Linked DNA regions of Homo sapiens: region 2 is linked to region 1. A link is an interaction called in ENCODE POLR2A ChIA-PET data of the cell type or tissue named here. Cell type or tissue: GM12878. All regions are shown on one strand. Each heading gives the region's core, and the rest is flanking DNA. Links, peaks and the distances in the headings are about the cores only. Region 1 overlaps RERE (arginine-glutamic acid dipeptide repeats). Region 2 overlaps RERE (arginine-glutamic acid dipeptide repeats).

The links. ChIA-PET counts read pairs that join two places held together with the same protein. Peaks named below come from ENCODE experiments on the same cell type or tissue, not always from the same donor. Only the 100,000 strongest peaks of a DNase experiment are listed, where the experiment ranks them.
Region 2: POLR2A ChIA-PET joins it to region 1 with 10 read pairs; 6 of 35 experiments call an interaction of 5 or more read pairs at or near these places.

What each region holds. Positions count from the first base shown.
Region 1 is chr1:8,623,592-8,639,571 of GRCh38, forward strand. It overlaps RERE (arginine-glutamic acid dipeptide repeats), which reads right to left. Exons shown (of 23, transcript NM_001042681.2): 3 at 719-789. Among named protein-coding and RNA genes, the nearest start is that of SNORD128, 140 kb to the left of the region's middle. RefSeq lists an enhancer at 6,229-6,348. In GM12878, for the core only: no CTCF peak of the experiment used is centred there; a DNase peak (open chromatin) is centred at 5,990; H3K4me3 peaks cover 1,225 bases; H3K27ac peaks cover 2,768 bases.
Region 2 is chr1:8,678,720-8,694,699 of GRCh38, forward strand. The region is part of intron 1 of RERE (arginine-glutamic acid dipeptide repeats); the gene reads right to left. Among named protein-coding and RNA genes, the nearest start is that of RERE, 130 kb to the right of the region's middle. RefSeq lists silencers at 8,537-8,586, 14,451-14,745 and an enhancer at 11,960-12,460. In GM12878, for the core only: no CTCF peak of the experiment used is centred there; no DNase peak of the experiment used is centred there; H3K27ac peaks cover 972 bases.

The DNA.
Region 1 (15,980 bases), core at 2,553-10,552:
CTTAGCATGTTTATTTGCAGACCTCTGCCAAATCTCTGCAGACATCCAGGGATCCAAAGCCTAAAGTGTGAGAACCACTGGCCCTAAAAAAGCGATTTCATAATGAGGAACATCAACACTTATATATTCAGGAAGAATTTTTAATGAGAAAGTACAGTAGCTATGTCCTTACTTCTGCAACACATGCACTAAAACTGGAAAGAAAGTATAACAACTTTACCACGCCCAAGCCAGACTTCTTTCAACCGCTACCCCGGGAAACCCCCACAACAATTTCAACATCATATACTCCACACCTGCCGAAATATTGAAGGAAGTGACAGGTTTCCACTGGAAACTATTCTCTGACCCGTTTATATTATTTCCCCTACTCATCAATTTACTGAATTTACTTTACTTCAGGCTCTTAACAATGGCTGAGAAGAAACAAGCTACTTCAGAAATTCAAGGGACTATCTGAAATTGTCAAAAGTTACTAAAGGGATAAAAACTTCAGAAATATTGTTTACAATATAAGCATTATGAGAGTAAGTGTTACAAAGCTGAAAAGATGGAACTAGTAACCCTCATTTCAGTGCTACTGCCACGAGGCAGTTAGCACTCAAAAGGTGAACTGGTAACCACGTCAACAGCGATGGAGGAACAATAAGAGATAGCCAATGGAACTGGAAAAAGAGAGAATACAGAGCAGAGTGAACAGCACATTAAAAACGCTTACCAGTTTGAAGTCTTGAATGCTACAGATGAAATACGGTGTGTTTGGCCTCCGACTCTCGATATACACACAGTCTTTAAAAGAAAAAGAAATTTTAAAACAATGGCATTTACCTTTAAGGAACAAAGACAGGGCCCATAAAGCCACTGCATAAATAAATAAATGACAAAGCACATATCTTTTATTGTAAATTTTTTCCAAAAGATGATATTAAATTGCAAATATCTTTAGGCTAAAGGAAAACTGCCCTTTGGTTCTTTCTGATTATTTTTCTAATAATTTAAAGAATCTGATGAAGCCTAAATTATTTTCTTCAGAGTCCCTGAAGAAGAAGGGGAGGAGTCCAAGGGATTATCCATATTCAGATGAAGACATTTAGATAAAAGAAACCGCTTGCTCAAGATCACACATCAAGATGAAATCTTGAGTATCTTATTCAGATACATGTTCACATGTCTTCGAAAAAGAGAAACGGCTTTGCCACGTGCTACTATATTTGTAATAAATATTTTGTGAGGAAATAAATGAAATACGCAAAGATGACTAGCTTGAACATGCTATTACAATGACCTTTTCAACTAATCAAAAAGAGAAAGAAAACTAATCTCTTACAGACAATTTGCCATTACATTGTACCCTAAACACATTTTATTTTCTAACTGTAAACAAAAACAATGCCACTAATCAGAGATGGAATAAAGTAAACCAAATTGCATTTTCTTCAGGGAAGAAGGGTGCTTTCTTAAATTACATTTGACATGGCAGTGGTTGGAAAATAATTTTTGATGCTCTCAATGACTGGAGTGTAAAGCGTTGCTTTTGTTTGTTTGTTTGTTTGTTTTGTTTTGTTTTGTTTTGGCTGGTCTCCTCTCCAACTCCTGGGCTCAAGCAATCCTCCCACCTCAGCCACCCGAAGTGTCAGGATTACAGGCATGAGCCACCACGCTTGGCCAAGGTTGCTTTTTAAAATGCCATGTTAAGACACTTAAATAAAAAGCAATGATTTTAAGGAAAGCAGTGGCTATAGAGAGAGTTAACCTCCTCCTACCCCCATATCACAACCTAAGATCATCATAAAGCTTAGGTCAGGAAAGTCTACGTATTATTTACTGAAAAGTAAAGGCACAGTCAATGAAATCTAGGAATAGTGACCACAATGCCTCATTCATTCATTCATTTTGCATAGACAGGGCCTCACTATGTTGCCCAGGCTAGTCTCAAACTCTTGGGCTGAAGCTATCCCCCTGCCTCGGCCTCCCAAAGTGCTGTGATTACATGCATAAACCACCATGGCCAGCCCATAATGCCATTCATTTTATACTTCCTCTGGACCCTTCAGAATGAGTGTATCTTACAATAATTCAGATGCTTGACAACACTGGCAACTTCCTCTATTGTCTCATTTGTCTTATGTGTTGAGAGCGAAGAAAAAGCACAGAAGTAGCAATTGGGAGTCATCACAAACCCCAACAGACCAACTAAGATGATCAGGAAGAAAGTCCTCACAAATGAGTACATTCCAAGAAACTTTCTGCAGAACATCAGGATCTTTGTACCTACCCAAAAGGCACTCTAGAAAAAGAAGAAATCTCAATGCCAACTATTTAGGCATTCAGAATTCCCCAACTGATTTCTCTACTCAAAGATGGACTCAACAGAGATTTAATCCCTGAATCCACGTAAAACAGTAGCTCAGGAATGAACTGTTGACTAAGCTTTCCCTATCTTGTTCCAAGGTCCCAGATGCTAAATAACTGTGCTTCAGCATTCAGGCAACATCAACTTAACATGCTAATCATCTTAAGGGACAAGCAAGAGAATTCTTCCCACCACAGTAGATCATTCTTTCATACTCCTACCTTGGTATTCAAGTAAAAACAGAAGAAACTCAATTCCCTAGATAAAAACTGTAGCTCCAAATTACACAATTTTGGAACAACCCAAAGTTCTTAGTTTCCTGTGTTTCAGTCCCTGTTATACCCACTGCCAGCATTTCAGATCTCTAGTTATCAATTATTTACTCACCTTACTCAACTCAACATGCCCTCTCCTTTCTGTTGCTTCCTACATACCACATTTCATGACATTAACACCATCATAGCCTAGCTACTGACAGAGCAGGAGCATCACCATCTTGGACAAGCACCACCATTTTCAAGTTCCCCTTGATCAAAAACTGCCTAAATCCAACCCAAAGGGCATCAGCCTAATGGCTAATGACATCATGACCATAAACCACAAATGACATCTCCAACCACAAACATTCCAATCCTAAGATAAACCCCTCTCTGACCACAGACATGCCAGCCCAGAGATAACGTCCCCTCTGGCTGGAGAGATGTCAGCCCCAAAACATTCCAACCCCACAATAAACTTCTCCTCCACACAGAAACATTCCAAGCCTGTGATAAGCTCTCCTGCCCTAAATCCTTAAGTAATACTCTTGGTCTGTAATAGACAGTGCTCCTGACCAAAATCAGCCAGAAGCCCCTCTCCGGTTTATTCTCCAAAATGAGCCTGTCTTTGACTGTTAAGCCACTTTTCGCATTTCTTTCCTCATTCTTTAACTCTTACAGCTACTACTCACTGGCTTCAGAACTAATAGGTCCCTTTCTAATTAATTGCTTCTACCTTCTTAAGGCTCAAGTGACAAACTTACTGCATTCAATGGTCTGGTCTCACTCCACACCCCATCTTCCCCTAGGCTGCATTCACTACAAGAAACCCCAACTCTGCTCCCAGTCTGCAAAACTCTTCTTCTCTCCTTCTACTAGCCCCTGATCACACCAACCTTAGAATTAGTTATCAGTTCCATATGGAGTAACTCCTCATGGCTCCTCTGTAACTAAATGGCAACACCTCCCTTCTTTTACATAACATTAACAATTTACATTCCTTGTCAAGTTATTTGGCAGTAAGGTGGTCTGCACTGTCCACTAACAATTACTATCAATCTTGTAGGCTCAGAGAAATGTACTCAATTCTACCTTCCCCGTACTCACCAAGGACTAATGTCTGCCATTAGTGTGGGGGTTAAAAAAAATAAAAAATAAAAAATAAGGCCAAGTCAGGTGGATCACCTGAGGTCAGTTCAAGACCAGCCTGACCAACATGGTGAAACCCCAACTACACTAAAAATACAAAAATTAGCTGGGTGTGGTGGCACACACCTGTAATCCCAGCTACTCAGGACTTAGAGGCAGGAGGATTGCTTGAACCCAGGAGGCGGAGATAGCAGTGAGCCGAGATCACGCCACTGCACTCCAGCCTGGGTGACAGTGAAACTGTCTCAAAAAAAAAAAAAAACCTGAAATAAATGGGAGACACTTGGAAAGCAAAGACTACGCATGTTTTTCTTTTTACACAAAGAAAAGCTTTATTTATATATACTTTAAATAATCCATAGGATCATTACTACACACCATCTTACTGTGAGATATAAAGCTAACTTACATACAAAAAAGCTTTCCAGAAAAAGGAAAAAGAACCTATGTTCTTTCATTTCCCGCTGCAAAGTTACATTCAAGAAAAGTGCCTGTAAATACACTAGGATATAGCTCTGTTAGAGAAGGAAGGAAAGGAACATGCCGGTATGTCAAGAGCAGCCAAGCACATCTGTTTGCCTAAACACTTCTCAGCAGTTGTACTGGAGCTGCCTCACACACCTGGCCTGAGAAATGCTGCCATGAGGGATAAGCATGAGAGAGATCCTCAACCGGACATACGGAATGACCACTGTTACTTTTCCTTAGATTAAAAGCCACCTCTTTTTGTTTAAAAAACGACCATGGCAACTCAAACTGATCCAAAGCTATGAATTCATATCAGACAGTCCAATACACAAGGTTAATAATCTGTAAAATGGGTGAGTGCATCAAGTGAGCTCTATCAGTACTTTGAAACACATATATGAAAAAGTTAGAGAAGCTCACTGCAAAATTAAGTGACAAAACTTACAGTTTTGTAAGCCACTGGAGGGTGGCTGTTAAAAAAAAAAACTTTACATACATAGTCATGAAACACAGAATGGCTAAGACTGGAGTAATAAGAACTAAAAATGTTTCACACTATGTAAAACTTGCCATAGGAATGGGGAAAAAAATACACTGCTTTGACCTGATTTGTCTAATTCATTTTTAAAATCAAAGCATGACGAACTATTGTACAGTCAAACTTTTCTTTATAACCCTCTGACAAATATTAGGATGACCCAACAAAAAATAAACACAATTTAGAATTCAAGTCTCACAGAAAAAAATTCTACTTTATATTACTCTTAAAAATATTCAAAACAAGGTTCAATTAAAGCCAAATTCTCATATAAAAAGCATTTCCCCTTGGCTCATTAATCAAGCAGCTATTTAAGAAAATAATTTATATAAATGTTTATAGCACAAAAATAAAGTGCTTTATTTGAAAAGGGAAAGATAAGAACGTAGTCAAGAGCAATGTTAAAATCTCAGTTGGAATATATGCCCAGTAATCTTTTAAAGCCAAAATGATTTGGCAAGATTTTCATGCAATTTATGAGTGCATGGGATGTCTGAAGCTGGTTATAAAATTGGTTTTAGTCAGTAGGATCAATGATTCTCAATCTGAAAATCTCCCACGGCCCCCAAGCACTGCATATACTTCTTTTTTTATTAGAAAGCTAGCAGTTCTGAAAGAACTGCACAAAGCTGATGTGATCCACCAAATGCATAATGCACATCTTCAGAATCACCCATGTAAAAACACGTATTTACCAGAATTGAGCAAACGGTTTTGGCAGGGCAAGTATATATATTTTTTAAATCTTCAAATCAGCATGCCTGTAATGGGCCAGAAAAATGAGTGAGGCTATTACCATCAATATCAATTAGTCCAAACAACACATGATAACTAATGTGTCTTTACTAGGGATGTCTAGAAATGAAACCATGGGTCTAGGTTGAGACCTACTCTCTTAACACCTAACCTCTGTCTGGGAATGGATCACAGGATTAAGTGACCTCAAATCCTTGTGAACAGGGAGCAACAAAATCCGTAATTTGGGCAATGATACTGAACAGAGGTATTTCTGGCTGTTTCTCACAACCTCAGCATAGCTTCATGTCCAAAGATCTATTGTGCCATCTGTAAACAACAGAGCATTTGCTAAGCTGGGGAAGGAAGTCAGCCAAAACGTGAAGGCAGATTCTCAAGGCAAAGAAGGCCCTCTCTGCTTTTTCAACCCTCAGCAAATCAGCAGGTTTATGTAAATATAGCAAAAGCACAGTCCCCTCAAGGGTAAAAATCTCAGTCTGAAGCATTAGGCAGTGTGTCATTATGAAACACAAAGAACCTGTCAGCATCTTTTCTGACAGCCTCCTACAGAGCAGAGTGGACACTTACCTCACCCACTAATTTAGCAAGCAGTGCCACACACGCCAGTACTAAAACTGTGGTCACAACATATATAGGCAATGCTCAGCCACTGCTCCACCTCATAAAGAATTTTCCTTTCCATCAATGTGTCTCCGCCTATTAATCTTTGAAATACCTTCTCATCCCTTTGCAAAGCATGGCAGTGCCACTCTGATATAATTTCCAATAGAAAACCCCATTGTAAAAAGCACGCATGAACAAAGACTTTCTCACAAAGAGATTTCTCAGAGACCAAGCTGGGTGGCACAGCGGTGAAATGGGAAGTTGACTCTCAGGACTGCACCGCTCTTCTGCTTTCTGTTTCTCCTCTACATGACTCCTCCACCCTCAATGCTTGGAGGTAACAGTCAATGAGGTACAGTATGTTGGTCTAATATTGCAGAATAAAAAATCCACAAGTATCTCTCTACAGTTAAAACAGATGTCCTCCATTTTCCAAGACACACAAAGAGTGTATATGTTATGTGTGTGTGCATGCTGGAAACAACGCTGAAATCCCGGTACCCAAATTCCAATCCAGAGTCTCTGGCATACTGCATGTCCTCCAACAAACCCTCCCAGTTCTAGTCTCCCAAACCATAAAACAGCCAAACCCATCACCATTCCTCAACTCTATAAACAATGCACTGTTCTTCATAGTAAACACTCAAAAATTATATGAGGAACAAACAAACTAAACAGAGACATGGTTTAAAAAAAAAAGAAGAGAGAGATCCTAGCAAGAAAGTTGCTACGCTCTATCAATATGAACAAAACAAATGCTGTATTCTAATACTTCTTTAGGAAATAACTCGATTGCCAGGTAACCTACTTTAGTTTCCTGCCAGAATCTTTTGCTGTGAGGGGTACTCATATTGACTGTAACACTGGAGAATTTAAAAGGGAAAAGGACTGCTGCTCAGGAAGCTCAGGTGACAGCATCACTGGAGCCCTGGAGTTCAAAGCTGCAGTGAGCTATGATCCAGCCACTGTACTCCAATCTAGGTGACAGAGTGAGACCCTGTCACTCAGTCATACATACATACGTACATATATACACACATACATACATGGAAAAGGAAACAAAAATTGGGAAAAGTGCACCTCCATAAATGAAGCCTTCCCAGTCCTTACCCTTACTCTGTTTATCAACTGTTATCAAAATCAGCTGCATCATCTTAAGGATTCTAAACTTGGTGGGAAAAGATCCCAGATAACATATATCTTTGTTCCCCTCTTTTTTAAACATAATAATTACATTCCATGTATTGAAATGTCTATAGATTCCCAAGTAGTGCTACAAAGAAAGCCTCACTAAACACAGAACACTAAATATTTCTAGCAAACATTCATCTGTCTTTATCCTCATTGCTAACAAGGACAGTTAAATAATGAGAACAAACAAGTTGAGGGGAACAGGTCATAATAAACTAAAAGGGATTTTGTTGAAAATTCCTACATTTCTCTTTTCTCCTTTAAAAGTCAGGAAATCTCCCAATGTATTGAAAACTTAAAAACTGATCTCAGATAATTATCTTCCCAACTTTAAAAAATAATGCTGGGCCAGGCATGGTGGCACATGCCTGTAATTCCAGCACTTTGGGAGGCCGAGGCAGAGGACTGCCTGTGCCCTGGAGTTTGAGGTTACAATGAGCTATGACTGTACCACCACTACACTCCAGCCTGGGTGACAGCATGAAACCTTGTCTCTTAAAAAAATAAAAAATAACAGTGATGTGGATGTTTTGGACTAACTGCTGCAGCATGAAGCATGACCCCCGCTTCCCAAATCAATCATATGCTATACAAACTTGCGAACTCTGTGGAACAAGAAAAAGCAAAATTATCCTGCCAGTAGCAGAAATCTTATTAGTTATACTGATATGCTAAATATTAGCCATGGTTGGACACTTATATTACCCAAGCAAAGAACACTGTAAGCACTCTCATCTCCTTATTTTACTCTGAAAACGTTCCTTAAATAGCACCCCTTGTCAGCTGTGTTGGTTGAGTCCCTATCATGAAAGTGAGTTTAGCCAATGTAACATCCAAGTTCCAGTTAACTGATGTGGATCTCTATACTAGTATAAAACTTGTGTTCATATACAGCTTATGTGCTGTAAGAGAATAAAAGTAATCCAAGGGGGGAAATCTATTTTAAAATTCAGTGACAGCCATCTACCTATTGAAGTAGTGCTTGTGGCACCACAGACACAAAGGAAGAGAACTTCCAGGCTTCACTCACTCTTTCTGTCCCCTTGATACTTCAGAGTATCTAATTTCCTAAAGCTTAAAAATGCAGGTGACAATTCTATCCTCAATTTAACGACTCATCCCCTCCCCCAAAAAAACTATGCTCTGAACCCTATTAAGTAGAGGATGATTACTAATGGAAATGCTGACAGATCCTTAACTTAATGATGAGAACTGATATATGGCTGAAATAATGTACATTCAAGAAATCAATGCAAAGAGTCCAAACACTTCTAGAACATTGTGCCCAGTATTTATAGGAAAACATCATCAGTGACAGGTAGGCTGGGTGAAAATTCTTCTCTCCCCGTATGGCTGACAACAAACAAATTGCTCGTCTGATCTTCTGGTGTCACATCCTGCAGCGCAGATTTCAAGCAACACTGCTTGCTCCTTTTCAGAAAACAATGCACTAGGAGCCTGGGCTTTACAATAAATGATTCAACCAATTTACAGGGCTCACTGGAAATACACAGGACAATTCACAATGCGTGTGTTATAATTCTTATTTGGCAAATGATTTTATTATAAACTAGTAATCCATTTTCTTTACAGGTTTTCTGCTACTGTTTAATAGACTGTCAGTATAATTTAGATTTCATCTATTTAAACTCATTCAAGCCTGGCTCCTGATTGTACAGTAAATGGAACATATTTCTATTCAAAGAAATTAATGACAGTTAACTGTAGTCTGCAGTTCTCAGTTTTGTAAATGCAACTGTTCCACAGTCCAAGCATCAAGCTACAAAATTTCCCACACCAATTATTTTCCTGTACTTCACAGGCATCTTCTATTTCTTGGAAGCCTTCCTTGTTAAGACTAATGTACATATTCATTTAATATTCTTTCCCATTCAAATATTTACCTCCAACTTTCTAGAAAGTTAGGACTTAAATACAACCAAAATGTCAGAAAATAAAAGTTTAATTGCCATTCTGGAAAGATGTTCTACTAATACGGATTTTTTTAAGTTAGCAAAATTCAAGATTAAAAGACATTTTTAAAAACATACTCTTGGATGATTTTCTTATATATTTCAAATCAGTTACAATGTCAACATTAAGTGAAATTTATTAAAAGTAGGCTAAATATCCTATATGGATTTAAATATACAAACAAGGCACATGGCATATATTAATATATACTGAATTGCTTCTGAGATTGATATTCTGTTTAAGAGAAATTTACTTATGGCCAAGCTTAGTGGCTCACACTTATAATCCCAACACATTGGGAGGTGGAGGCAGGAGGATCACTTCAGGTCAGAAGTTCGAGACCAGCCTGAGCAACATAGCAAGACTCCATCTCTACAAAAAAAATTTTTTTAAATAGCTGGGCACGGTGGCAGGCACCTGCAGTCCCAGCTGCTTAGGAGGTTGAGGTGGGAGGATCACTTAAGCCCAGGAGGTTGAGGCTGCAGTGAGCTATAATAGCACCACTGCGTGCCAGCCTGGGGAACAAAGCAAGATCCTGTCTCTTAAACACGCACGTGCGCACGCACACACACAGACACACACACACACACACACACAAAAATGTACTTCTGAGTGTTAGTTACTAGAAATCACAACAATCCCGTGAGTGATTTTTCTTCTTGAGTGATTACTCTTTCATGGAAGAGGAAACATCCACACAGCTGTGTAAGACATGCTTAAAGCAGAAAAAAGCATGCAAAGATGCACCTTAAAAGAAACTTATTGGCTGCGCACGGTGGCTCAGGCCTGTAATCCCAGCACTTTGGGAAGCCGAGGCAGGTGGATCGTGTGAGCCCAGGAGTTCGAGACCAACCTGGGCAACGTGGCAAAACTCTGTCTCTACAAAAAGAAAAAAAAAATTACCCAGGTGTGATGGCGTGCACCTGTGGTCCCAGCTACTGAGGAGGCTGAGGTGGGAGGATTGCTTGACCACAGGAGGCAGAAGCTACAGTGAACAGAGATGGTGCCACTGCACTCCAGCCTGAGCAACAGAGTGAGACTCTGTCAAAGAAAGAAAAGAGGAAGAGAAATGAACTTATCAAATCAACACCCAAACAGTAATAAGGTAAGGACCCAGAATTTGCTGCCCCAAACTATAACCACCAGGGTCACACAATGACAGATGAGAAGTAAAGGAAAAACAGAGACACCCTTTTCATTCAGCAAGCAAAGTCTGCTCACCTGGCTTTGTTTCTCCTCTCCTATAGACACATTCAATCAAGACCAAGCCATGCCCATCCTCACGCTGCTGCTACTACAACCGCTCTTCCCAACCAGGTCCTATCACAATCCTGCTCAACCTTCAGGACCCAAATGCCACCAACTTACAACCTGTTCTATTCAGTTATCTGCCCACTCAATGCCTATTACTAACGTATCACTTCCCTAAATGAGAGCAATTTCTCCCCACAAAATGAAGGATCAAGGGCTAAAATCCTTTCTACTTTTTTTATCTTGCAGTACCATACCACTATAAAACATCTTCTACAAAGTTGCAGGCACAGAAGACTGTGCTCTTGTTTTATTGGCTGATTGTTAAAATGCTACTAATACTATAGCTGACATCTAATACACTTCATTAAATTCTACCAGCTTACTTGAAATCTATTACAGTGTCAGCAGGCTTCAAATTTAATTGTTTGCTTTAGTTTATATAAACTTGAAAGGGCAAATGAAACCTGTTCCCTGACTCTCGAAATCTACCCATACCTACTCCTTCTCTCCCTTAAATCGTTGTTGTTTTCATTCGGGTTTTTGTTGTCATTGCTGTTGTTTGGGCAGGTCTTACTTCTTCTAATTGAAGTCAAAGAATAAAGATTTACTTATTTATTTAGAGACGGAGTCTTGCTCTGTCACCCAGGCTGGAGTGCAGTGGCGCGATCTCGGTTCACTGCAAGCTCCGCCTCCCAGGTTCAAGCCATTCTCCTACCTCAGCCTCATGAGTAGCTGGGACTACAGGTGCCCACCACCACGCCCGGCTAATTTTTTGTATTTTTAGTAGAGATGAGGTTTCACTGTGTTAGCCAGGATGGTCTTGATCTCCCGACCTCGTGATCCGCCTGCCTCAGCCTCTCAAAGTGCTGGGATTAGAGGCGTGAGCCACCGCGCCTGGCCTGAATAAAGATACTTTAAGAATAATTTAAAACATCAAGACACTTTCCTATGACAATAAATATTGAGACCTCATTTTTCCTTTAAAGATCTTCAGCCCACTGTGAATTACAAATGTCATTTTACAACTATTCAACAGGTATTTTGAAAAAACAATTCCACCTACACAGTAATTTCCAATCATCTATCTCCTTATGATTGCAATCATCCATCTCCTTATGATACAGTGATTTTGCTTTCTGAAATATACAATATACTCAGGATAAAAAGAATTCTAGGGTTGTAAGGGATTTTGTCTGGTAATCTGCTGTCCACCTGTCACTTTCATAATCAAAATTAGCACAGATTTCAGCAAGGTCATAGTATTTAAAGTATCTAAATGCTTCTTGATTCCTAAAATGAGACGAGAGCTTCTGTTTATTGTTCAAGCCCTAAGAGGCTCTGGATGCTTTCTATATGAAACCGTATTCACAACAGACTTCGTTCAACAAATGAGTGCAGCTGCTCTAGGCCAATATAACACTTAATGAGAGTGTTGCTTTAGCATGCTCCTTTTGTAATCTGTACCTTGGAAAAATTACGTTTTGAACATCTGCGAAGACAAAATGTATGAGAACTTTGGGAGGAAAAATTAAGACTTCCCCATTCTAAACAAAGTATATGAAAGACCCTTTGTCTTATAGGCAAGTCTTGTCAAGGTTACATTAAAAATAAAGAATATGAAGGATTCTATAAGGAAAAGAATCATAATCTCATAAAAACATTCACACACAAACTGACTGGGCACCACTAATGTGCCACGTAAGTGCTGGAGATGCTAAGGCGAAAAAAACACTGTCCTTCCCTTGACAAGTTCACAATCTAATATAAGAGGTAGACATGGAAACAACTGTATGTCTTCAATTATTATTTTATTTTATCTTATCTTATCTTATCTTATCTTATCTTATTTTATTTTATTTTATTTTATTTTTAAGACTGAGTTTCACTCTTGTTGCCCAGGCTGGAGTGCAATGGCGCGATCTCAGCTCACCGCAACCTCCGCCTCCCAGGTTCAAGTGATTCTCGTGCCTCAGTCTCCCAAGTAGCTGGGAATGCAGGCATGCACCACAACACCCGGCTAATTTTGTATTTTTAGTAGAGACAGGGTTTCACCTTGTTGGTCAGGCAGGTCTTGAACTCCCAACCTCAGGTGATCTACCCACCTCGGCCTCCCAAAGTGCTGGGATTACAGGCGTAAGCCACCGCACCCGGCCATCTTCAATAATTTTAATGGTTACTTATTTTTTTTGTCTCTGAAACAGGGACTGCTAGCTGGGCCCAATATTTATTCTCCCCTTCTTCCTTATTAAGAAGGCTGGGCATGGTGGCACATGCTTGTAGTCCCACATACTCAGGAGGCTGAGGTGGGAGGATCTCTTGAGCCCAGGAGTATGAGCCTGCAGTGAACTATGATGACCACTGCACTCCAGCCTGGGCAACAGTGTGAATCCTCATCTCAGAAACAAAGAAGCAATAATAATAATAACAATAATAATATTAAATAAAATATAAAAAAATAAAAAACATCTGGTACACAGTTGGACACATGGCCTCTCAGAATAAAGACACTTCCCAGCCTCTCTAACAGCTAACTCGGTCATGCAACAAAGTCCTAGCCATAAAATATAAGCAGACCTATAATATTTCAACTTCTGGAAACTGAATCCTGAAAAGTGGAAGCCTTGCTCTTCTTACTCTTCCTAGTAGTCTGAAGGCAAATGTGTGGGCTGGAGGTGGAGCAGGAGATAGAGCATGGGAGAACAAAGAGAATGGAGGCCACATACAATGGAGTAACAGAAGCTTTGCCTGTAGCTCAAGAACCAAGCCGAGAATCCACACCTCCTGATTCACAGTTCAGTATTTTCGGCCACTTTACTCAAATATTTTTATAAATTATTTTTAAATCGGCAAAATATTTAAATTTCATCCATTAAATTTAAATTTCTAGATGCCCTAGTGGCATCCAGAACACATATTTTGGGGAAAATATTCTAATTTTTTTAAACAGAAAAAGCTAGGAACAGATGATGCATTAAAAAGTAGAACACAGAGCTCTTAATTTAGAATGATCAAAATAGGTTGATTCAACTATTACCTTCTCCTAGGATTATGAATCAACCCCTAGCAGCAGACAAAGTCACAACTTCCTCCCCTAAGAGACTTTACAGTGAAGTCAAGTTCCTAGCACGACTCTACTATAAGGTTGCACAAGTAGGAATAAGTGATGTTAACCTCTCCTGCAGACTGCCTGGCATTCTTTGTGAGGGCAGGTGGATGGTGTCTGCTGGCACTACTCAGTCTCCCCTCTTTCATACTCCACTTCTGTACAGGTTTGATCAGGACTTGAGAGAGAATACATGACTGTTCTTCCACAAAAATATAGGGACTACCGACAAACAAATTTTCTAGAACATTGTATTATTTATAAGAGTTAAAGCTGACCAAAATCATACTATCCTAAATTCTCAGATTATAATCTATATTTTACTTCATATTAGAAGGACGATATCCTCTGTGATACCACAGCTCTACCTCCTTTCCACACCCTTAACCCGGGGACCAAAAGAAGAGCACAAAAATATGTCTGATCCACTCATGGTGGCAAAGATTTACCCTTCAAAGATTATACAAAGTCTCCTGTTCTATTGACACAACATTTCTCCAATTTCTCTTTTTTGTTGACATTAAAGTTACATAAGGACATTTCTTCAATTTCAAAACTACAAATTCAGTCACTTTTATAGGCCAAAGCCCTACGATACACTAGGGCTGGTTAGAAAGAAGTGTGAAACCTTTAAATGTCCAGACATACTAACTCAGTAATTCCATTCCTTAGGAAAGTGAGCTGAAATAAATTTATCGATATTCATCACTGCTGTTTAGAACGGAGAATATTTGGAAAACATCAAGTCCAACAACACAGAACTAGTTAAACTGTGGCATATAGCCATTAGCGTGTGAGCATGTCATATTTTTTTGTGCCATGGATGACTTTAGCATTCTATATACCTGTTCTTAAATAAATTTTTTAATGTACGAAAGCAACATATATTGAAATACTTATCATAATATAAAAAACTTGTAATATAGTAATATGTGTACTTTTTTGTTGATTCATTAAATAACAGGATTTACTAGAGGTCACTCCCTGAATAACCTCCATACTTTCAAAGTAATGTGGAATATAAACATTATTTTGAGATGTTTTTTCCATGTGATGTGATAGGAGAATACCTATAATTTATACTGATGTCATAGGCACTGCCAGTATTGCTGTGCTTATCACCTAGCTTCATAAATGAAGTGAATGCTGAATGTCATTTGACATTTGATGAACTGGTAAAAATAAAGATGCAATTTTTTCCTCACCCAAGTTCACAATCCCTTAAATTTGCCTTGGTTGGCCATATACCCCAGGTTATGAATCTCAGCATGAATGGCATACAAAGCAGCCAGAACAGTTCAGATTTACAAGTGGTGGCATGGAAATAAATTCAGGACATGTTAAGAACCACATCACAAAACTGCGAATAGCTTAACTCCATATACGTTCACTAAGAAAACTGACCATACAACAAATGTTAACAGTGGTTAAGTAGCTTCTATTTTAACTTTTACTTGTCCACATTTTTCAATTTTATTCCTTGAAAATGTATTATTTGTTCACCAAAAAGGGAAAATGCAGAAGGAAACTCATAGACGAAAAAAAATTTTTTTTTTTTTTTTTTTTTTTTTGAGATGGAGTCTCGCTGTCGCCTAGGCTGGAGTGCAGTGGCGCGAAGCTCCGCCTCCCGTGTTCATGCCATTCTCTTGCCTCAGCCTTCTGAGTAGCTGGGACTACAGGCACCCGCCAACACGCCCGGCTAATTGTTTGCATTTTTAGTAGAGACAGGGTTTCACCATGTTGGCCAGGATGGTCTCGATCTCCTGATCTCATTATCCTCCCATCTCGGCCTCCCAAAGTGCTGGGATTACAGGCGTGAGCCACCGCGCCCAGCCAAGAAAAATTTTTGAAGTCTATAGCCAAATATTATAAATGTACTCAAAGGGCAAAAGAAGAAGCAGTAAGTAAATTCAGGGGAGAGAACATAAAAATGGACCACGCTTAATCATTACAGAAGCTAAGTTAGAGAAACAACACTGAAAAGGGTGCTGGAAATCCGTACGTTCATGTATCAGATGCCACAGCACTTAGAATCCTGACAACTGGGAGATAATAGAAGTAAAACATATGACAAAACTGATGGTCTCTACAACAGCCAGCCTCCACCAATCCTGACCTAAATGCCAACTGCAATCTTTAAAAAGCTTGCGCTCCATGATGCCAAATATCTATTTTGGGGATAGCTGCTGCAGACTTCAAAATCATTCTGGTTTATAACCCTGAAAGATAGCTCCGAGTTTTTCTCCAACCAAATATCTTCCAGCCAGTCCAGAGAATAAACTGGAAATCAAGTCTCCATTGTCTAGTTAGAAACTGAGTTATATAACTCCTTGC
Region 2 (15,980 bases), core at 2,777-10,776, 55 kb after region 1:
AAAGTAAATTATAACTCTCCAACTCACATGCTAATAGTCTTTACATTCCCCTTTCCATTCCAACTTTCTCTAAAGAAAAAATGTAGAAATAATCATGTGTCCACAAAACCACAAAATGTCTAGACATAAGAGAATGCTCTCAGATATTATTCCTCTTACAGCCATATGACCCACTTAAGAACTTTAATCTAGGGCCATGCTGTCCAGTATAGTAGTCACTATCTACATGGCTATTTAAATAAATTTCAATTAAATAAAATTTTTAAAATGTACTTTCTAGGTCACACTAGCCACATTTCAGGTGCTTACTAGCTACATGTGGCTAGCAGCTACCACACTGGACAGCACAGACACAGAACATTTCCATTGCCACTGAAAGTTCTATTCCACAGTGCTGATCTAAAGCTAAATGTATGGTAAGTACAAATATTAAGATTCTCATTTCCTCAATAAGCCACTCTCTTTTAATCAACTCTAATAGCCTCAAGTACAAGAATATGCATAAACATGAACCCAGGGGACTTTATCTTTGACTCTCACAAAGGCAACAGATTACAATTCTTCTTAGGAAAGACAGTGAGACAGTCCCATAGCAATCTAAGGCTTTATTCTTCCATTTCTTCAGCAATTTACACAACGTGACCCGAGGAAAAAAGAGCAAGAAACCATTTTTTTCCACTACCTTTATCTATCATAGTCACATCTGCCAAGTTTTAGAATCACAGGTTCCATTATCTTACACCGTCAGCACTCTTCCTTTATAAATTCCCCTCTCCACACTGATCTTCTCTGACTCACTCAACATATTATACCATCACTCTGAAATCAGGGCCTAGAGTCTCTGGCAGACAGGCTATATGTAATGACAGCCTGGGTACAATCTTAAGTCTACCCTCCCTCAGAGGATTTCCCAACCCTATGCAATTGTCATGTGGGTAGGCAGAAGGCTGCACATTTTTCTTCATAATAAAAACAAAGCTTCAATTTCTGTAAAATCAATAAATTACCTCCGTATTTATAATACAGGATGATGGCAGAGTTCTGTTTTCTACAAAACTAGAGCTTTTAGGAGCACATGTTTTCAATCACTTATTTTTCAAGAATGATTGAAATATCTCCAAGCGCTCCCTGAGAACTTCACTGGTGTGATCTGCCACTCAAGTTAATTATCACAGGCTGCTTATACACAGGAAGAGAGGAAGCGGGAAAGAACTCATGACCTTGCACAGGGATGTTTTATAAAATTCTCTAAAATTTAAACTACACACGTTTTTCCATAATGCAACACTATGGTACTGCCTTCAAAATAATCATCATGGAATAGCTGTTTTCTTAGTGATGTATGGGGAAGGTGGTAGCGGGTAGGGGTGCAAGAGATTCTGTACACATAAGAAAGGCAGTCACGTGACACCAATGTCCTTTTCCTATACACCTGGTGGAAAATGGAGAAAGCCAGAAAAACCTGTTCAGTGATTATCATTCTGATTTTTTGGTTATTACTTCACTAAAAGAAAAAAAAATACATCTGAGTATATGCATAAGTTGCATTTCTCTGGAGTACTTCCTTCTGCCCTCTGAGTCCAGGTACCAATGATCTCTGAGGGGAAAGGTCAGCCATCTGCCATGAGAAGAGGCCAAAATGTGGGCAACTATTCCTTTCTAACCAAAGCACTTCTGAATCTGAGAAAGCAAGCAAACGTAGTGTGGTGTATAAAGCAAATTCTCGCCCGGAATTCTAGCTTGAATGGAGAGGATTCCATAGAAAATGTTTCCAGAAGGACTCTGACAACAGAAAGAAGCAATTCAAGAACAAGGACGTAATGCCATATGGATGGGGGAAAGAAAGGAAAAGAAGGAAGACAGAGGAGGAGTCTGAGAAAATCTTAGTTCTTAAGCATGAGAATCAGAACTGTGGGCTTCAGGGTAAAAAGGAAAGAGAGACTGAAAAGTAACATCTATGTTTAAATGGGTCCTTTAGAGAAAAGAAAGCACTCAGCTAGGATTAAAGGAAAAGAATTGTACCTCCTCAACTCCGTTTCAGAGTATAATAAACCTTACCAATTTAGAAGCTACACACCCTTTCACAGTTCACATTCAGCTCAGACTGGGAGTCGGAAATTGAAAAACACTATAGCCCGGGAGAAAGAGACAGGTAAACATACAAAGGACTGAGACAACTGCTTACCACTAATATGGGTCAATCTCGCAGGAATACTTGCAAAAATAAAAATTACCAAGTGCCCTCTACGAATGCTAAATACAGGTCAAAATTTCCAATGGCTCAACCACCTGAGTGGAGAGCCGGAGAATGGGAGTCAGAAAGCATGTAAAACCATCGAGGTCCCGGGAAACAAATTTCCTAGGCTTTTAAAACCATTCGTCTTTTCTAACTTACAGAAAACGCAAACTGAAACCATTCAGAAATAAAACAAACGGGGCAGGGGGCAGGAGAGAAACGGCCAACAATAAGCTACTATTCTCCTACCACTTTCTCACTGGTGCAGGCATCTCCAAACCAAACCACTCAGAAATTTTATATACAAGGAATAAATCATAAGGATCTCATATAGGACTATTCATATACTAAATTATGTATAATAACCGGGGAGTCTTTCTCTTAATATTTTTGTCAGGAGCTCTGAAAATGAGGTTTTAGAAGCCACAGCATACCTATTCATCTTAAAAGGTAAGATGGCTTGCTTTCAGTTTAGCTAAGCTTTCATTTCTATCGTAAATATTTGACTTTAGAACACTGAACACCATGGCAAAAGGCAAATATTTACTTAGCTTAATTATTCCATATATACTGTTCTACTTCCCCTGTAAATACAAAATATGAGTTGAAACCTCAAATCATTAATACCTAAATTTGGCCACAGATTAAAGTGTGCTATTAAACATCTCAACAAATTGAGATTAGGTAACACTTTAAGTTCTATATCACAAGTCTTAAACTAAATCAAAAAAAGTAAATGAAATTTATCTATAATACTAGAGATCAACAAAGAAATTAAACTGAAATAGGTACTAACGCAATCACCACAGATTTCCACAGATCCCAGTAGAAATAAAGAAGTTTAATCTTTAGTTGAAATTTTAAGAGTAGCCATTAAATAAGTAGGACAGGAATGGAAGGCGAAATTGATTCTTTTATATCCTAATATTCATATTGAGAGATCTGGGCAAATATAGTAAGTCAACTTGGTTCTGGGTTTGAGAAATAAGCACTTAAGTACAATAAACTCCACACCAGAAATATTTTTGTATATTCTACTCTCATTTCAACATAACCATGCAAAGCCCTAATCAGACTAAGGGCTTATTTTGATCATAATCTCCTTTACTCTGAACCCTACCTACCCTGTTTTGGCTAAGTGACAGATTTTGGCCTTCCTCTACCCAGGCTTACCACCCCCAACCTGTACTGAAGCTCTGTCGTATCATGAGATGAAGTCTGCTTAGTAATAGGTGAAATGGGACTTGTTCCCTTCTTTATATTATAGGCTGTCTATAACAAAGTCAGGCTCTATATTCTTCATAATTTCATGACTAATAATTTCAACTAAATCCTATCTCATTTCTTTCCATGATACAATAAATTCTTCACATTTCAATATAAATCTCTTTATCAATACCACAGCCTTTGAATTTGCTTAAGCCACACAACCAATTCCTGTTCTGAGGTACTATGAAAATATTATGTGGCTTGTTTTATTGTTTAAATGGAACTTTCCTGTGGGCACTGTTGTTGTTGTATGACATTAATTATCTGTCCAGTTCAGTTTTACCCACCATAAACTTTCTCAAAATGATTGGGACCATGTCTTGTTTTATGAGTGTATTTCTTGATTTCTTTGACATTTCAGTGTCCACTAGGGACTGGTAATAAGCCTTCCAATGTATAGGTGGTAAAAATTGTTACCTACACAATAAAAATAACTATACTAATTCACGAACTTCTCTATACCTAGAAATGTGAAGCATGTAATAATGTTTAACAAGAAATGCCGGCTCTAGTACTATAATGCAGAATAAAAATTAGGCAAGTGATGACTCATACTTCACAGGTATGCCAGCCTCAATCAGGTTTTCAACCCAGTCTTTATTAGAAATGACAAGTGATTCTTTCGCATGCCTTAATTTAATCCAAAGAGCAATCAAGGATCTGAGTGTGAAGGTAACAGATTCAATGATGGGAAATACAACTACTACTCAATGCTATACTTCGGTAAAATAAACACTGGTATAGCCCAAAGACCCCAATCAGAAGTTAGACTCCATAATTTACCAACTCTGCCTCACTGTCTTTACCAAAAAAAAAAAAAAAAAAAAAAAAGAATGGAACTCAAAAATTCTATTAGTATAATCATCAAGCTTCAAAAACCAAATATAACAAATGTTACAAATTATCCATATTTTAGATGCCAAATGCCTGAAGAATTAATAACATCAAAAATGGAATATTCAAAGGGGAGAGGATGCAGGCCCAGCCTCACGCCAAGCCATCCTCCTAGGAATCCTACAAGTCTATACCACACATGTACCTTCACCCTTTTGTTTTCCTTTTAATCCCACTCCTCCCTCCAGACTTGTTCCTTCATCTTTTCCCCAATTCTCTGCTTGAGAATGGCATAAAAGGGCACCACTTAGTAGAATCTAATCATTCTACTTAAAGACTAAAGAAATGAAATGGCTGGACCCTGCTAAAGAGAAAAGACGGGGAGGGATGGGACACCTTTCCAAAAACCTCTTCAGAGACACACAGAAATTCTACAACCCATCCACTGTAGACTGTCTAAGGGAAAACTGTTCCCCACAGTTACTGGTGCTGCTTTTAACAGAATACCAATAAAGGTATAAAACACAGAAAATATTCATTTATGGCAGAGATTAAAAACAAAATATATGCATTTATATGACTTTATTTTTAAAAAATAAATTGACCAGGCGCAGTGGCTCAGGTCTGTAAACCCAGCACTTTGGGAGGCCAAGGCGGGCGGATCACCTGAGGTCAGGAGTTTGAAACCAATCTCACCAACATGGCAAAACCCCATCTCTACTAAAAATACAAAATAAGCCGGGCAGGGTGGGGCATGCCTGTAATCTCAGCTACTCAGGAGACTGAGGCAGGAGAATTGCTTGAACCTGGGAGGTGGAGGTTGCACTGAGCCAAAATGGCACCACTGCACTCCAGCCCAGGCAACAAGGGAGAAACTCCATCTCAAATCAATCAATCAATCAATCAAGCACAGCTACCAACTCCTTGGGGATATTACAACCTAATCTTAATTAAAAAATAAATTCACATCACAGGTTTTCCTTCAAAGCCAGGTTAACAATACTACTTCACAGGTTAAATGCCAGTTTTTTTGGTTTTTACCACTGGCCTTAAATGATTGCATTAAAACACACCAAAAGGATCTTAGTAATTAAAGATAGATACTAAACAAAATTTCCACTTAAAGTCATGCTAAAGCAGGACAAATTTTTCATGGTTCAAGGTGTGCAAAAAGCCTTCATTTTAAAGAATGCTTCAATGACCAAATACATTTTCAATGAATCAATGTACCAAATAATAATTAGGTATATTAAAATATCCACTTTAATTACAGGAAATTTTGTTAGAAAAGCTAGTATCATGAAGCCACTGTCATAAAAGAAGAAATAATTTATCATTAAAAAAAATCCTGGGCATAAACAAAAAACCCCGCCCTCCTCTCATATGATGGAATCAATGCTGAAACACGGAAGCTTATAAAATCATTTTACCAACTGTTACAGAAGCACTAAGTATCAGACACAGGAAAAGGGGGCTTAAAACCAACATATTTCAACTAGAGATTTAAAAACAAACAAGAATGATTAATTAAGCAATAATCAAGTTCAAAAGTATTTGGTGAAATAGTAAGTATAGCTCCTACAAAGGATAATCAAACCCAAGCACAATCTGATGCCTGTTAATCCACCTCTCCCTATGAGCTGTTAACCCACCTCTCCCTATGAGAAGCCTTCCTGTCACCACCATCTTTGCCTCCTGCAATTGCAATAAACAGGAAACACTAATTGGTCACCTCCAGAAGCTAAATACCAGCAATGGGTGGGAAATCCCTTTACTCATTCATCCATTCATTCATTCATTCATTCATTCCATTCATTTGAGACAGGATCTCACTCTGTGATCCAGGCTGGAGTGCAGTGCACGATCATGGCTCACTACAGCCTCAACCTCCTGGGCTCAAGCAATCCTCCTGCTTCAGTCTTCCAAGTAACTGGGACCACAGACACGTGCCACCACAGCCAGCTAATTTTTCAATTTTTTGTAGAGACAAGGTCTCACTATGTTACTCAGGGTGGTCTCAAACTCCTGGGCTCAAGCAATCCTCTCTTCTAGGCTGCCCAAAGCACTGGGATTATAGGAGTGACATACCACACCCAGCCCAAATTTGGATTTTAAAGAACTAATTTGATGCTTCCATAGAGAGGAACTTTTAAACTACACATTTCCTGATTCAACAGTTTACCTACTACACACAGAAAGGCTTTCCAGGAAGCATTTTATATTTGCTAAATAACGGTAAGTAAAATATTTTAAAGTCATCCAAGTTTCAATAACAATTATCATTACTTCCTTACTTTGAAAGCTACAACCATATTTCCAAGTATTAAAACAACAAAATACAAATAATCCTAAGAAATCCACAATAAAGATTTATCTATTAAGGCCGGGCGCGGTGGCTCACGCCTGTAATCCCAGCACTTTAGGAGGCCGAGGTGGGTGGATCGCGAGGTCAGGAGATCTAGACCATCCTGGCTAACACGGTGAAACCCTGTCTCTACTAAAAACACACACACAAAAAAACAAAAAAAATCAGCCGGGTGTGGTGGCACGCCCCTGTAGTCCCAGCTACTCTACTGTTTAGAATCGTTTTCAATGTCCAAAAATGTGACTGCTTTAGAGATGCCAAATAAGACTAATTTAAATAACCTAAGATTGCTCCAATTACCGCTGGTTTTTCAGGTGGTACAATGTATAAACCAAAGAAAAGAAGCTGGTGCATAAAACTCAGCTGGCTGAAGAAGTTAAAAATAAAACTCCACAATGATATGTGGTTTGGGGAAAAACATCAGAGTTCCATTTAGACATGTTAAGTGTTAGGTGCTTACTGGACATGTGAGTGGAGCTATATCTTCTGAGTGGAGATACAAGGAAGGCAGCTAAGTAGGTCTGGACTAAAGATAACATTTTAAACTCTTTAGGTAATTTTTTTTTTTTTTTTTGGAAACAAGGTCTCACATCCATCACCCAGGCTGGAGAGCAGTAGCACGATCTCAGCTCACTGCAGCCTCGACTTCCCAAGCTCAGGCAATCCTCCCACCTCAGACTCCCAAGTAGCTGGGACTACAGATGCACATCACCATGCCTGGCTAATTTATTGTATTTTTAGTAGAGACGGGGTTTTGCCATGTTGCCCAGGATGGTCTTGAACTCCTGGGATCAAGCAATCCGCTCGTCTTGGCCTCTCACGGTGCTAGGATTACAGGTGTAAGCCACTGTGTCTAGCCTGCATTTAGGTAATTTTTAAAGCCATGCATCCTAGGGAATTACGTAGAAATTCAACAAATATTTATCAGACACCTATTATGTGCTGGAGATAGAGCAGTAAACCAAAGAGTCAAAATTCTCTGTCATTCAGGACTTTACATTCTGGTGGAAGAAACAAGACAATAAGCAATAAAAATAAAGATGTAGCCGGGCACGGTGGCTCATGCCTGTAATCCCAGCACTTTGGGAGGCCAAGGCGGGTGGATCACCTGAGGTCAGGAGTTCAAGACCAGCCTGGCCAACATGGTGAAACCCCATCTCCACTAAAAATACAAAAATTAGCTGGGTGTGGTGGTGGGTGCCTGTAATCTCAGCTACTTGGGAGGCTGAGGCAGCAGGATCACTTGAACCCGGGAGGTGGCGGTTGCAGTAAACTGAGATTACGCCATTGTACTGCAGCCTAGGCGACAAGAGCGAAACTCAGTCTCAAAAAAAAAATAAAGGTGTAGTTTGTGATGAAGACAAGTACTCTAGGGGAAAACAGAGCAGAGTAAGGACAAAGTAGAGCCGAGACTGAGGGTCAAGGTAGGCCTCTCACTGAGACTCGAAAGCGGGACGGTGAGCTACAGATATTTGGAGAAACATATCCCAGGCAGAAGGAACAGTCAGTGCAGAGGCCTTAGTGATCATCACAAGGGCAGTTTCCCTGGAGCAACAACGGATGGATTTAAGAGGAAAGGAGAACTGGAGATCTGGGTACAGAAAACTCTTGTTGAGAAGTTTTTCTGCAAAGGAAGCAGAGAAATCAGCAATAGCTGGCAGAGTAAGTGGGATCCAAATACGGGAGTTTGTATCTGTTTTAAGATTGGAGAAAAGCGGCATGTTTGTATGCTGCTGGGAAAGATCCAGCAGAGAATGAAACATCAACATTATGAGAGACAGGAAATTACTATGTGAGAGGGCACGGGTGGCGCCTCAGAGAGTTCCCTGAACAGCTGGTCTATACACAAGCAGTGGGGAAAGCACAGGATGCCCTGGAAGGTGGCAAGATGTGGTAGGAGTCTGCAGAAGGGCTCTTAAGACTGTTCTGATTTTCTCATGCAAGTAGGAAGCCCACCATGAGGCCAAGGAGGAAGTATAAAAGGACAATGTATGAAACAGGCATCTAAGAAACTGCATAAGTGAATGGACTTGCCCAGGAGCCTTAAAGCTCCATTTGACGTTTATTAACCAATTGGGAATTAACACTGAGAAACTCACCAAATCTGAGACATAAAGGCTGACTCTGACTTTCTACTATAAATAAAAAATTCTCTAACAAACTGCTGAAAATGGTCAGTGTCTAACATATTTGAATATACAATACTTGGGGAGAGTCGTAATTTCTCCAAATAATGTGTTGAAAGAGATTACATCCCATTTTCACACCATATTCATAATTGCTTCGTCATACATAACTTGAAGGGAGTCATCAGTCATTGAAGGATTTAATAACCTTAAGCTGAAGTTAACTCCCTTATGTCAGACCACAGTAAACAAAAGCAGGGTTTTAATGCCTTAAGCCAATTATATATTGCAAAGTAAAACATCTTATATTCTTATTCACAGAAGTACAAATTTAGTTTTAGTTTAGTTATATTCTTATTCACAGAAGTACAAATTTACACAAAAAGATTATCTAACAGCATTCAATTAATCACCAAGAACTGCCATATAAAAATCTATTTCTAATAATATGGTCCTGGTTGCACAACTCTATGAACACAGATGGTCCCCAACTTAAGAGGGTCTAACATACGATTTTTTCAAATTAACAACAGTCCAAAAGTGATACGCATTCAGTGGAAAACATACTCTAGGTAACCACACAACTATTCCATTTTTCACTTTCAGTTCAGGGCACAGCGACTAACGCCTATAATCTCAACACTTTGGAAGGCCAAGTCAGGAGGATCGCTTGAACCAACGAGTTTGAGAGGAGCCTGGAGAACATGAGACCCCTATCTCTACAAAAAATTTAAGGCCAGGCATGGTGGCTCATGCCTGTAATCCCAACACTTTGGGAGGCAAAGGCGGATGACCTGAACTCAGGAGTCGAAGACCAGCCTGGGTAACATGGTGAAACCCCGTCTCTACTAAAAATACAAAAATCAGCTGGGCGCAGCACCTGCTATTGTAATCCTAGCTACTTGGGAGGCTGAGGCAGAAGAATCCCTTGAACCCAGGAGGTGGAGGTTGCAGTGAGCCAAAATTGTACCACTGCACTCCAGCCTGGGCAAAAGAGTAAGACTCCATCTCAAAAAAAAAAAAATTAAAATTAAAATTAAAAAATTAGCCAGGCATAGTGGCACACACCTGTAGCCTCCCAGCTACTCCAGAAGCTAAGGTGGGAGGATAACTTGAGCATGGGAGCTATGATCGTGCCACTGGGCAAAACATCTATCTGTCTGTCCATTTGTCCATCCATTCATCCACTCATACATATATACCATGAGATATCCAACACTTTCTTATATAATAGGATTTATGTTAGATGATTTTGCCCAACTGTAGGCTAATGCAAGTGTTCTGAGCATGTGTAACATCGGCTAAGCTAAGCTATGGATTTTGGTAGATTAGGTGAATTAAATTCATTTTCGACATGTATTTTCAACTTAGGATGGGTTTCCTGGGACACAACTCCATCTTAAGTCAAGGAACAGCTATATACTGGAAACCATTGATTTGTATACTTTTTAAATGAGTGAGCTATCTCGTATAGGAATTTTCTCTCAATAAAGCTTTTTTAAAAATCTATTCCAAGCTTTTAATCTAAAGAAATAGTTTTATCAAGTAAAAATTTGATTTTTTTTTTAGTTTCTTTGTTGAAATTTCAATGGAAAATGGAGCAAATTAAGTATGTTCTGACAGCTTATGAATATAAACTTTGTAGAGACTCAGAATTCTTTCAGAATGAAGGGCAGAATTAAGGATGGAGTTTTTGGCCTTTGGTTTGGTTGTTTTTCTTCTTTAGTTGACTAAAGTTTATAGTTTCTGGCATTCCTGCTTTATCCCTTTGATGAAGACATACTCAAATCACTTTGACTAAAATAAACAGCAATTTTCTGGTTGTAGATAGCCACAAATAACTCCTCTATCCTATTACAGACATTCATCAGCAAGACTGAGTAACAAACCAATACCTGTATAAAAATGAAAGGATACAATATCACAAGTACTAATTCAGGTAATATCACATTTCTTAGAGTTATGACACTTCAAAGAAATTTTATACTTCAAATCTAAACAGCAGGCCAAGGAATTCATATTTTTTCCCTGAGACAGGAAAGATAATTCAATAATTTCCCCACTGAAGTTTCAGTTCCCATGCCAGAATGTGAGAAGTGAGAGAGTTCTTCACCTTGAAAATCAAATCACCACAGGGACTAAAAATAAAGGTTATATTCTTCTAAGCAAAGCGATTATAAGACTGACAAATTAAGGTGCCCATCGAAGGAGCAATGGATACAGGAAAAAAAAAAAAAAAACTACTAACAGGCTTAGTTAGCCACTTCCAAAATGTAAACTGTAAATGTGGGAAACTCAATGAACTGCCCTACACTTGCATCTCATTTTGTGTAACCTGAGAGGCTAACATCTGTTCTGCCTCCTTCAGAAGGCAGCTGTAAGGATGGAACTAGAGGCCAGTAAAGGCTGTTCAGTAGGTCTAAAGTCTTCTGCCAAGAGAAGTATAATCCTCATTTCGTTCTCAAAAAGCTCAGTCTCTGTAGTAACATACTGATCATCTTCTGCAGGTATAAAATTTATGCTCTGTATTAGTCCGCCATAACAGAATACCACAGACTGGGTGGCTTAAACAGCAAAAATTTATCGCTTGCAGTTTCGGAGTCTCAGAAGTCCAAGATCAAGGTGCCAGCAGATTCACTTTCTCAATGAGGGCTCTCTTCCTAGCTTGCAAATGGCCACCTTCTGGGGCTGTGTCCTTACATGTCAGAGTGAGCACTGGTCATCTCTGGTCTCTCTTCCTCTTCTTATAAGGACACTAATCACATCATGAGGAGCCCCACCCTCAGGATCTCATCTAAACCTAACTGCCTTCCAAAGGCTCCACCTCCAAATACTATAGCACTTGGGGAACGGAAAGCTAAGGCTTGAACATAGGAATTTTGAGGCAATACAATTCAGTCCACGGCACTCGCCTACACAATTTCTTTACTGATTGTCTCTAGGCAGAAATTAAATCTTTGTATCGAGAGAGAAAGATAGTTTGAAAGGATGGCTTTAAAGGGGGCTGAAGGTAGCTTACTGAGATTTAGACAATGTAAAATAAAATTTAAGAACAGATGAGGGTATTTGGTGGAGAATAATAGCTAAGAAGTATTAAGTATTTACCTTTGTGGATAGTTTCCTTAGGTCACACACCTAGTTTCACGGGTCACACAGGCTACAAAGCCTTTACTTTTAATTATACAATATTTGCTTCTCTTTTCCTTGGAACAAAGGAAAAAATAGAAGAGGAGGAGAATCTAAAAGATGAAACCATGAATGAGCTGCTACATAAAAGTATGTATTCATGTTCATTTTGTACCTTTTGTTAGATGTGGCCAAAATTTTAGTTTATTTTTTATTTTTATTTATTTATTTATTTATTTTTGAGACGGTGTCTCGCTCTGTCACCAGGCTGGAATGCAGTGGTGCAATCTCGGCTTATTGCAACCTCTGCCTCCCAGGTTCAAGCAGTTCTCCTGCCTCAGCCTCCTGAGTAGCTGGGACTATAGGCGCGCACCACCACGCCCAGCTAATCTTTGTATTTTTAGTACAGACGGGGTTTTACCATGTTGGCCAGGATGGTCTCGATCTCTTGACCTTGTGATCTGCCCGCCTCCACCTCCCAAAGTGCTGGGATTACAGGCATGAGCCACCGTGCCCGGCCGGCCAAAATTTTACAAGCAAATGGCTCAAAGGAAACTTGATGAGTTACAGGATTCTAAATCTGTAAGTTAGAAAACAAACCACATGCTCAGAAGGTCTGGTTTTTTTTGGTACTAAGAGCTAAGAAAAGTTTATCTCTATGTCCTCATAAAGAAAGCAGTTTAATACGGTCAACAGCAGCCTTGGGAACCCCTTTATAAACCATTCAGTACACACAAACACTGTTCCACAAGTGTTCGCACAAGTCAATGGCCTCAAATCAATATAAGTAAAGCAAACCTGCCAAAAATAAGAAATGCAAAGCCTTCCTAGTCATTCAAACATAGATCTAGGGCTCACCAGAATAGGAGTTCTTAATGAGAGGGTTCATGGATAGGCTTCAAAGGCTACATAAACCATCTGCAATTTATGTACTCAAACAGTCACAAATTATGTTCTGGGAGAAAGATCATATATTACACCAATACTCAAAGAAGTCCCTGATAAAAATAAAGTTAAGGACCTGTAACAAGAATTAATGAACTACATAACCATCAGGAGAGCCTATCCAAATCATCTTAACAACCAAGGCACTGGGTACTTATATGCCACAATTAGGCTGATGTTAAATTCCAACAAGTAGCTAGTACTGGATAAATGCAGAGTCAAACGCTCTAACTTAGCTTACCCTGGAAGTAGTTCTAACCTCCTCTAAGAAGTGCACAGTACCTGTTGCATAGTAAGCCCCTGAATATGCACTGCTGCAATTATTACTGGATATATTACAAGCTCCAAGGACAGGACCAAATCTTCTGCATTTCTGAGTTCCTTGATCATTAAAATAAATGGTCCTCAATAAAGAAAGAAAATAATACAAACATTTAACTCTACATAGATCTAGCAAATAAGGACCTTAGCAGAATGGGTTTATTTCTAAAAACTGAAAAGCATCCCTTTGTTTTATAAAATGAAATGTTTTGGAAAACGAAGAACACAGGGAAACTGAGGGGAAATAACACTTACATGGAACCACTAACAAATTCATACTACGGTCATCCCTCGGTATCCAAGGGGAACTGGTTCCAGAACCTCCACAGATACCAATATCCAGACACTCGTATATAAAACGGTATAGTATCTGCATATAACCTACTCACATTCTCCCATATACTTTTTTTTTTTCTTTTTTTTTGAGATGGAGTCTCACTGTGTCACCCAGGCTGGAGTGCAGTGGTGTGATCTCAGCTCACTGCAACTTCTGCCTCCCATTTCAAGCGATTCTTCCGCCCCAGACTCCCGAGTAGCTGCGACTAGAGGCGCCTACCACCACATCTGGCTAATATTTTTGTATTTTTAGTAGAGACAGGGTTTCACTATAATGGCCAGGCTGGTCTCTAACTCCTGATCTCAAGTGATCTGCCCGTCTAGGCCTCCCAAAGTGCTGGGATTACAGGCATGAGCCACCGTATTCGGCCCGGTATACTTTAAAAAGAATCTCTAGATTACGTATAATACCTAATATAATATAAACGCTATATTTTTTAATTTGTGCTTTTTTCTAAACATTTTTGCCCCACAGTTGATTAAATCCGTGGACACAGAAGCCAAGAATACAAAGGGCTTAGTGTAGCATATTTTACATGAACCCTAACCTATCACTCTACCAGAATTATGCCCATTTAAAAATCTAATTAGATTGTATTATTCCTTTTTACATCTAAAGTTTATGCTTTCCGCTTACAAGACAGAGTATGAGGCACATGTAATGCATAAGATTTATGGTCCTCGTTTCTCCTGCTCCATGACAAATAGTAGAGAAAAATAAAAACTGTAACAGAGCTGGCATCGGAAATGAGCAGTTATATGAAAAAAAAAATTTAATAACTAAGAAGGGCTAAAATCCACTACACTGACAACACCAAATGGTAGCAAGTATGTGGAGCAACAGAAACTCTCATTCATTGCTTGTGGGAATGCAAAATGCTAGAGACACCTCGCAAGACAGCATGGCCGTTTCTTACAAAACTAAACATACTCTTACCATGGGACACAGAAATCACACACCTTCATATTTACTCAAAGGAGCTGAAAACTTATCTCACCACAAAAAACTGCACACAGATGCTTAAAGCAGCTTTATTCATCATTGCCAAAACCTGGAAGCAATCCAGATGTCCTTCGGTAGGTAAGCAGATAAATAAACTTCAGCACAGCTACATGATGGAATATTATCAGTGATAAAAAGTAGTGAGCTATCATGCTCACAGAGACATGGAGAAACCTTAAGTACATTTTGCTAAGAGAAATAAACCAATCTGAAAAGACTACATACTGTATGAGTCCAGTTATATGACATCTGGAAAGCAAACCTATGGAGATATTAAAAAAGATCAGTGGTGGCCAGGGGCTTGGGGGCAGAGAGGGAGGGATGAATAGGGAGAACATAGGGCATGTTTAGAGCAGTAAAGACTCTTCTATATGATATTGTAATGGTAGATGCATGTTATGAAACATTTCAAAACCCATGGAATGTATAACACCAAGAGTGAACCTTAACATACACTATAGACTTTAGTTATAAATAATGTATCAATATTGGCTCATCAACAATAACAATGTACCAAACTAATTCAAGATGTTAATAGGGGAAACTGGGAGTTAGGGGGGATGCGGGAACTCTGTACTTTCTACTCAATTTATCTGCAAACCCAAAACCATTCTAAAAACTAGTCTACTGATTTAATGTTTTAAAATTTTTTAATGTTTTAATCTACCATATAAAATAAAATGCTACTTATCTAAATGCTTAAATGTTAGGCCTGTTAGCAAAACTGAACAACACCAATTTTCTTTCCCAAAAAAAAAAAAAAAAAAGGCCAGATTGCTTTAATCCTTACATTTTCCGCACTTTTAGTTCTCCTTTTCCATTCAAAGAGCCAGGAAGTGCTAGCCAGAGCAATCAGGCAACAGAAAGAAATAAAAGGCATCCAAACAGGAAAAGAAGAAGTCAAGCTACTGCTCTTTGCTGGCAATATGATTCTATACCTAGAAAACCCTGAAGACGCCATCAAAAGACTCCTGGTACAATAAACAACTTCAGTAAAAGTTTCAGGATACAAAGTCAATGTACAAAACTCAGCAGTATGTCTATACACCAATAATGTTGAAGCTGAGAGCCAATCCAGAATGCAATCCTATTTATAATAGCCATAAAGAAAGAAAATAACTAGGAATACACCTAACCAAGGAGGGGGAAAATCTCTGCAAAGAGAACTAAAACACACTGCTAGAAGAAATGACAGGTGGGCTGGGCGGGGTGGCTCACGCTTGTAATCCAAGCACTTTGGGAGGTTGAGGCGGGCAGATCACAAGGTCAGGAATTCAAGACCAGCCTGATCAATATGGTGAAACCCCATCTCTACTAAAAATACAAAAATTAGCCGGGCGTGGTGGCACATGCCTGTAGTTCCAGCTACTCGGGAGACTGAGGCAGGAGAATCATTTAAACCCGGGAGGCAGAGGTTGA